Regions from separate parts of the Homo sapiens genome. Here region 2 is linked to region 1. Evidence: chromatin contacts called from ENCODE Hi-C or POLR2A ChIA-PET data. All regions are on one chromosome and are shown on one strand. The core of a region is the stretch at or near the end of the contact, and the rest is flanking DNA. Distances in the headings are between cores, read along the strand shown. Region 1 holds the start of SLC1A3-AS1 (SLC1A3 antisense RNA 1). Region 2 overlaps WDR70 (WD repeat domain 70).

Region 1 (4,272 bases), core at 1,187-3,686:
GCCACCGCCCCCGGCCAAGGCCCCTGATTTCTTACTCATTTGCTCATTATGTGCTAGCCTGTCCCTAAGATTTGGTACATTTTGCTACTGTTCTGACTAGTGACGTTAGCTCTCAGTGGAAATTCAGCCTCCCTTACTTGGATAAAGTACTTTGTAAAAAAATTTTGCGAAACCAATTTTTTCACTCACTGATACGCTGTTCTTAGGAGGGTAAGTAGACTCTGGAGGGCACTTTCTCAGGGAAGGAATGAGGGTCTCAGGCTCTGTGGGGAAGAAAGGCATGCAGAGGTGGCAGCTGCAGATGGCCTGACGGGTGGGAAATTTTGCCTCTTCTGGTTTCTGGTCACCCCAGCTTCTTGAAAGACTGAATTGAGGAGTGTGGGTGTTGGAGTGGGGTGAATGGGATAGGAATAGCTCTATGAGCAGCTGAAGCTACTCCGTTGGTACCATCGGGACCATACTGTTCTTTTCATTTGGAATCCTGAAAATGGTGCATATATAAAGACCTTGAGGGCTTAGCAGGTGTTGGGGAAACCACCACATTACTGATCCTTCAAGAGACCAAGACATAAAAATAGTGCCTCTTATTTCTGGCCTTTTGGCTACTGTTACTTCTGTGTCATTGTCTCTTATTACCCTCACTTCTAGCCACACCAGTCTTATCACTGTTCCTTGGATGGGCCTCAGGGCCTTTGCACTGGCTGTTCTCTCTGCTTGGACCACTCTTCCTCAAGATAGCCACATGCCTCACTCCCTCACCTCCTGCACTCTGCTCAAAAGTCAACTTCGTAGGGAGTCCTGACTTGACCACCCTAATTTAAATTGCACTTCTGATTTCACTTACTTTGCTTTTTCTCTCCATAGTGATCACCTCTTAACATATTACAAAATTTTCTTAATTTTTTAATGTTTATTGCCTATCTCCTGTTTCACGCTCCTTCTTGCATCCCTGAATGTAAACTCTGAGAATAGTGAGGTATTTTTTGTCCTTTTTGTTCAATAACAAACACTCAGTGCCTAGAATAATGCCTTACAGGAGTGCTTTATAAGCATTTGTTGAATGAATGAATGAACTAATGAATGAAGTGTAATACAAGGGGCAAAGGATTTGGCATCCTTTGGTCATGGAGTGCTGCTCAGATATGTACTATAGAAACCATTCTGAAGCATTTCAAAAGACATCCAGTTTCTCCTCTGTATACTGCAAAATCTTGGGCTTAGGTTCTGGCATTTAGTCTATGACAAATGATTGCTGGCAAAAGTTGAATGAAGCAGTTAAGAGTATGGGTTTGCAGTAAGATCCAGGTTCAAATTTACACCTTTCCATGTACTACCTGTGTGACTTTGGTGAAATTATCTTCTCCAGGCCTTAGGGTGAAATGTATGTGAGAATGCATGAAGCCTGCCACGTGGTTAATATTAAGAGTGATAACTCATATTATCATTGATGGAGGTGAATGAAAGAAATGGAGTAACACGCTTTTAAAACACAGTTTCCCCTCCATTATCATTTCAACCACTTTAGATGAAAATATTGAGGGATACATCCACAATTTCTAGTTAATTAAAAAATATCAGGAGGTCTTAGTAGATTCTAGATTTTTCCTTCAATGAAATGAGTTGTTAAATAAAAGGCCTCCATAAGTACAGGGTCTTGTCGTTGGGCTCTATCTTATGAGCGGTGGATCTGCCTCCCAGGAAGGTAGGCAGACACCAGTGAGGCATCTGGTGCTTGGGATGCAGCGAGTGGAGCCAAGCAGAGAATGATCAGATCCGTTTGCCTGGAATTTCTGCATTTGCTGCCCCAAACATCTGGAGCCAGGCTACCCAGTGCAGATGGAAAATAGCAAAATGCAAATTCCCTGGGTTCAGCTGAGGGAAGCCAAGGCAGACAGAGTCTGAGAAGGCGGATGAAAGGTGAGCCAAAACAAAAGCCCTGGCGGGTGGTGGGGCAGCGTTTTATCTAGAGCCTACGGCCCCCGGTAAGGACAGGAGATGAGAGAAGGGACCTTAGAGCTACTTGGGCCACCTTCATGTTCGTACTCATCCCCCTCCTTAACAGCCTGAAAGGGAGCCTGCTGGGCTTACGGCAGCCTCCCTGTCCTCTTCCTGATGCCATGCCTGCTCCATTGCTTTGCTTCTTCTGGATCCTGTTTCGCCCTCTCCCTCAAGAAGGAGATCCTGAAATAGATCCTGAGTCAATGACTCAGGTGCAAGTGCTTTATTAAAGAAAGGCTCCCAGAAGAAATCTACTTGCACCCGAATCATTGACTCAGGATCTCCTTCTGGGAGAATCCAAGCCAAGACAAGACAGACAACCCAACCAACTGAGCTGCTCACAGCTTCAACTGCTACAACCCTGGAAAGGATTCTGATTGGCTAGCTAAGGGTCACATGCCCAAATGGGCCTTTGATTGGCAGCTGTTGCTTCCTTCCTACTCCCTCCCACACACCCAGGAGCTCCAGCCTGTTATGGGATGGGCATCCTACCAGGAACCAAGGATGCTAAGGTAAGCAGTCCTTGCCCTCATAGGTTTACTTATACTTAAGGGGAGAGAACCGTTAGTCAAATCACCCCACATACAGATCTTTACACACTATGAAGGACAAGCACAGGGTGCAGTCAGTGGGAGGGGCCCAGAACGGGAAGTGCCATGCTGGCTGCTGCTGTGTGGAATGGGCTGTAAAGAGAGCAAGAGTGAAAGCCACAGCAGGGGAGCTGGTCAGAGATGGCAGTGGCTTTATTAGAGTGGTGGCCCTGGAGTTGGAGACAGGTGGGAAAAACTCAAGAGCCCTCTAAGGAACCGACCCATGGCAGTCCATCGCCACCAAGTCCCTCTTACCACTCTAGGTTTAAAGAAACCCAAAAAACAAAACTACGTTGCAACTGCACTGCTACACCAGGAAACCTAAGGGGGAACAAAAGAAAACTTAGTAGTGCCCTCTAGGCTGAAGATTTGACCTATTATTTACTAACCTTTCCCTCCCTCTTCCTTATTTTCAACAAATCTCCTGCCATCCATTTTGAATTCTTCTCTAAATAGAGAAAGCTTTCTTTCTCAGCTTCATTTAAATGTCCACCATGGTATTTACCCATGTTTTCTTGATTTTTATTTCTTTTTGGGGCGGGTATCTAAAAGATAATCTGATCCCTGTTCCTGATTCTGTAGGTGACAGAGAGAAGTGGTTTTCTCATTTTTTTGTGTGTGAAATTATTCGCATATGAGGAAAAGATAGCTCAAAAATAGAAGCTCTTTCATTATCTCTCCACAATGTAGTGTGGCCCCAAGTGACTATTTTGTGGAGACACGGTAATTTGGGGTGGCTAAATCATTACCCCGAGGTGTGTCAGATGCTGCCAAGACCTCCTTCATTCATGTGGCCAAGACTGTGGGCTTCCTGGCTGGGGAGGCAGAGGCCCTGCTCTTCTGCTGCTAACCTTGGGGTCAGCGAGCCCTGATCCACACTTCCTCTGGGCAACATCAATGGGGCTGCTGAACATATTGAGCCAGACTTGTTTCCAAGAGATAGAAGGAACTAGAGCATTGGGGAAAGTCCCAAGTAACTCTAGCCCTCAGCCACCTGCTGTGGCTGAAGATGAAGTCTCTGCAGCTTCAAGAATCCAACTGGCTGGTGCACATTGTTCTCATTGGCTAGATCATTCCTCCATGTAGCACTTCACTAAACTCATTAACAAATATTTACAAATGACATTGCTTTTTGGGGTCATGTATATTTCAGTCTTCAGAATCCATCAGGCACTCAAATCCCTTGGCAGTTCTAGTTCTCTCCCCTAGACATGCCTCTGCCCCCTACTACTCAGTTCCTTTTATTTCTACCATTCGTTTTTATTTTCTATTTCATTTCTTTACTTTTTAGAGACAAGGTCTCTGTCACCCAGGTTGGAGTGCAGTGGCATGATCATAGCTCACTGCAGCCTCAAACCCTTGGACTCAAGTGATCCTCCTGCCTCGGCCTCCTGAGTAGCTGAGACTACAGGTGTGTTCCACCACATCTGGCTAACTTTTGTATTTTTTGTCAAGATGGGGGTCTTGCTATGTTGCCCAGGCTGATTTCAAACTCCTGACCTCAAGCTGTCCTCCAGCCATGGCCTCCCAAAGTGCTGCCTACCATTATAGGCTGCCATGCCTGGCCCTTATTTTTTTTAAAAAATGATCTTCTCCCTTCTATGTAATTCCTATTCTACCTGTATTATTCTTCTTTCCCTGTATTATGCTCGTCCCTTGCTCTTCTTCTCCTCTCCCTTTCATT
Region 2 (4,272 bases), core at 1,217-3,716, 1.0 Mb before region 1:
TATAAGAATTTAAAAAGGAAAACAGTATAATATTCTAGGGGAAAAGGAAAGAGTTATTAGGGGAAGTATTAAATAACTCCCTTTTTTTGCCCCAGAAAAGTACTAGCAGTTTCTTTTGACTCTTACGTGCAGATTAAACCCCCTTTAAAAGAAACTTTTCCCGGGGGACCAGGGGAAGGAAGGGAAAGGTTAAAGGGAATTTATAATATCAATAAAATGTCTATAACACCTCAAAACCTCTTCCAGTATCCCCTCCTACCTTCTACCTATACTGCCAACTGAGGCCAGACCATATCACTCACCAGTAAAACATGCCTGCCTTGAGTCAGGGGAGCTGAGAAACATAGCCACCCGTCACTCAGTTGGGCAACACAACACAACAGTATTTTTAGGAGGGGGAAAATAGCTTTTCACTTCAAACGACTGGAGGAATTTAAGTAGGCCGCATGTAATTACATGAGCTAGACTAGTTATGACACTGACTTTAACACTTCTACTCTTGCAAAAAGTGTCATGGGATCTCTTTACTGGTCATAAGCTCCAAGGGACTTGGTCTCATATGAGACCCACCACCAGTGAGAAAACCCAGCAGTACAGCGCCCCCTGGGCTCCAGACTGAGTCACTGATAAAGTCCACAGGGCCATCCACTAATGATAATCGCTGTAGCATCCATTATTTCTTTCCTAGCTGTCACCTGTTGCAGGTTTGAGATTGTGGCTCTGGGAACACACATCTGCCAGATTAATGAGGTTGTGTGACATACGTGAGAGAAACCACTCTGCCCTAGTAAGCTTTCTACTCATACCCCAGGTAGTTAATTTTATATACAAATTCCTGTGGATCAGTCTAGCACATGGTCATAGAATTTCAGAGAAAGCTGGAAGAGACCCTTCCTCTGGTCGCCACACTTCCCTGATTAAAAGTTAAGTTGTTCAACATCACATTGCCACTCAGTGGTGGAACTGGACAAACCCAGGCCTCCTGATTCCAAGACCAGCACTCTTTCTTGTTCACACTTGGAATAGACTGTTACTCTTGAAAAAACTGCTATAAAGTAATGTATTGGACTCGAACAGGCTTTTCCCTTTTGGGTTGAAAGCTGCATGAAATAACCCTGTCCCTGTGATGAGTCACAGAAGCCACAGAGGTTAGCTGTTACATGACTCGTAGTCCTATCCACATGAATGGGCAATTTTGTAATATATGCCTGAATTCTGAGGGCTTTCTCTGTCTCTAAAGCTATGCAATCAAAACCACATGAGAGTAGAAGAGAGATGCATGATTGAGAGGCATGTTAACGACTTACGGGTGATGATGTAGTCCTGAGTTAGAGTCTCAGCTTGTTTTGCCTTCCGCTGGGTTTTAACCACACATAATTTTGCTCCCCTAACGGGTGTAAAAGCAAATTATTTTCTTTACTTGGTCTTAGAAACAGAAAATTTCATGTTGAAAACATGAGATACTTTCAGGAACATACTCTGTGCATGCACTCCATCTACACAAGTACTTGACTTTCTGAGGGATGGCAACAGATGGGCTCTCAGTGATAAAAGCTTAAACTTATGGAAAAGCAAGTCTGTCAGTCAGTGGTTATTAACAAGCAAGAGGGTTGGAGAGGTAACAGGGCAACAGGACACAAGTTTACAAAACCTATAGGAATAATGTGAAATTTTAAGATCTTAAATAATAAAATTACCCAACCTTTTCACTCTAAAGGTCACAGGGTTAAAATTTTAGTTTATGTCTCAGACTAAAGCAACCTGGGTGGTCTACACCCCAAATGGCATATGTCCACTTTTCAAATACAAGAGTACAAGTGTCTGGAACTGAGTTGGCTTGGCAGTGTTGCCGAGGGGCTATGGCCCAAGAATGTGTGGGATTAACCAAAAATGTGCTTAGAACATTGCACTTCTCCTTAGTAGTACAGAGTTATCCTTTTCAAGAGAAGCAAATACAAATAAGTAAATTTCTTAAAGCAAAGCTTCCACAGAAAGTGCCTTCTAAATGGGTGCTATCAAATGAGGCTCATCATTTTCTCAAGTGAAACAGACTCCCATCCTAAGTACATTAGCATTTTTAATTTCTTTTTTAAAAAACAAATAAAATCCTATTTGTTTTCAAATACCATAAATATACTTTATTGTATAAGGCCAGGATTCCAACTCTAGTCCAGGAAGCTCTGAAGGAAGATGGGGCTGTCTGCTTCTATTCAGAGCAAAATTATGGCCAATGAATATTCATTAATAGAGGCTGGCTTTCCTTTCCTCAAAGGATGTGGGACCTTAAAACAGGTTTATATGGGACCCCAGTAAATTTCACATGTGAATTTTAATGCTAGTTAACCAAGTCTTACTCTAAAGAAAGCTTATCAGTCACTGTACTTTAAGAGAGAGAAACAAAACCATCTTTTCTGGGTGATGACACATATCCATCTTTGTGCCTAAGCAAAACGGAAATAACTGAGGAAATGACTGAACCTCTAGTTACGTTTTCAGACTTTTGAAATACAGTGGTATGCTTAAGTTTGAAACTTGGGTGGGCATGGGGGTGGAGGGGAAACGTATCTGTGCTGTCCCTTTCTGCGGACAGAGAATAATCTTGCCAAACATCCAAACTGCTAGAAGCCAAAAAAGAAAGAAGCAAAATGGACAAGCTGATTCCATTTCCTGTAAGTGGTTAGTTCCCTGCTTTGTTAAATCTCTTACATGTATCACTGCTAATGCCTCTGTCCAGGGTGGTATGCAAAGTGGGCAGAACGTTTTTCCCCCTTGCACTCAACATTTCAGCTAAACAACTGCAAATTCCCAGGAAACTTTCGCTTTGAATTCAGTGTGGATCAAGGGCAATATTCAAATCCTTTTTAAAGCACAATACCAGGAGTTTGAGGCTTTACTTTGTTCCAGCTGCATTTTCTAAATGGGTGGATCTCCATCAAAGTGGGAAATAAATAAAAGCGGGGGTGGGAGGGAAATCCCTCCCCCCAGTTGTTGTCATCCATCTAAAACAGGCAATACTTATGAAATACCTCTGACTCTTGTTGGGGTCGTAATAGACTTTAGCCAATCCATTTCCAGTTCCAACCATGATCTGGTTCAGCTTTGGATGCCACAGGCAGCGAACAACACTCTGCAAAGGAAAAGCGCAGTGGTTGACTAAAGAGGCCAGATAAAAATGGAAACAATCCTGCTGGTACTTTGATGGCTAGTCTACTATATCAAATATCATCCTGATGGTTTACCTCTAACTTTCAGACATTTTCTTTTAAACCATAAAGTTGTGTTCCTGAAGTAAAATTCCATTCCATCACTTATTATCTGGGTGATACTCCATAAAAATAAAAAAGATGTTCTCTTCCTGACATTATCTCCCTTTCTGGACAGCCCTGAAACCACAAAATTAGGTTTCCCAGGTCCATTACCACGTGAGGCTGGCATCATGGAATGCTAAATCCACATAACTCAGTTACACTTACCACTGAAGCGAATTTCATGCTCTTACACACATACAATATGTCCCTCTGGACAGCAGATTGAGACCAGGTGGTTATTGTTTTTAGTTCACAAAGATCCAAATCTCATAAAGCTTTTTCAGAAACAATGCACATTTGTAGGCATTTAATAATGTCTCCCTATCTATGAGATAAAACAGCAGGACAACAGCAGAAGTAAAACAGAGATACAGAATACAAAGACTTGACATTAACCTAAATGAAAAGCTGTTTAAGAGAAGGTTCACTGGAAGTTATGATCCTATGAATTCATTACTGGTAAGGAAAATAAGTGGTGCTCTGGGGCTGAAAAGAACCACAAGTTCTCAGTGAGAACTATAACCTGTTTTTAATTTTTGTCTGTGGTAAGAGGGCAGAGGTGGGAGGGATAGCGTGGACAGAATTAAAGGGAAAAAAGATGAAGCTAATGTTAGTAAACAGAAACCCCATGTACTAGGTTCTATAGAACTCACTCTGATAGAACAAGATATGAGTGGAAGCATTAATTCAATGTTTATTAATAATCTATCACTTGTCAAACTATATATAGGGACTAAAGGGGAAAAGGGTATGATTAGATATTAGCATTTTATAGTTCTAGTGGTAAAATGAAAATCATGACTACGTCTCCTAAATCTACTTTGGGCTGAATTTCTTTGGTTCCTTGTCTCTACTCATTCCACTCTTTTGTTAAGACAGAATATCTTGAAATCTCTCAGATCCTTTTTGATAGAACATTGATTCCCAGCTGGGCATGGTGGCACGCGCCTGTAGTCCGAGCTAC

Evidence for each region. Hi-C counts contacts between places; a loop is a spot of excess contacts on that map. ChIA-PET counts read pairs that join two places held with the same protein, here RNA polymerase II (POLR2A). Pooled maps may share reads with other maps.
Region 2: a loop to region 1 is called in a map with no recorded cell type, with 9 times the contacts of the local background. The contact joins the enhancer-like site here to the promoter of SLC1A3-AS1 in region 1. A Hi-C loop is called at or near these places in 2 of 37 single-sample maps with no recorded cell type and 6 of 50 pooled maps. POLR2A ChIA-PET finds 5 or more read pairs at or near these places in 1 of 52 experiments (HEK293).

Annotation. Positions count from the first base shown.
Region 1 is chr5:36,723,352-36,727,623 of GRCh38, reverse strand. It overlaps SLC1A3-AS1 (SLC1A3 antisense RNA 1), which reads left to right and starts at 2,436. Exons shown (of 2, transcript XR_007058736.1): 1 at 2,436-2,510. RefSeq lists enhancers at 3,439-3,708, 3,749-3,798, 3,809-3,858.
Region 2 is chr5:37,719,970-37,724,241 of GRCh38, reverse strand. WDR70 (WD repeat domain 70) reads right to left here. Exons shown (of 18, transcript NM_018034.4): 14 at 3,027-3,127; 15 at 1,308-1,387. Among named protein-coding and RNA genes, the nearest start is that of GDNF-AS1, 120 kb to the left of the region's middle. RefSeq lists an enhancer at 1-210. Within about 2 kb of position 2,466, at least 3 of the 41 ENCODE cell types and tissues checked have a DNase peak (open chromatin) inside an H3K27ac peak, as active enhancers do.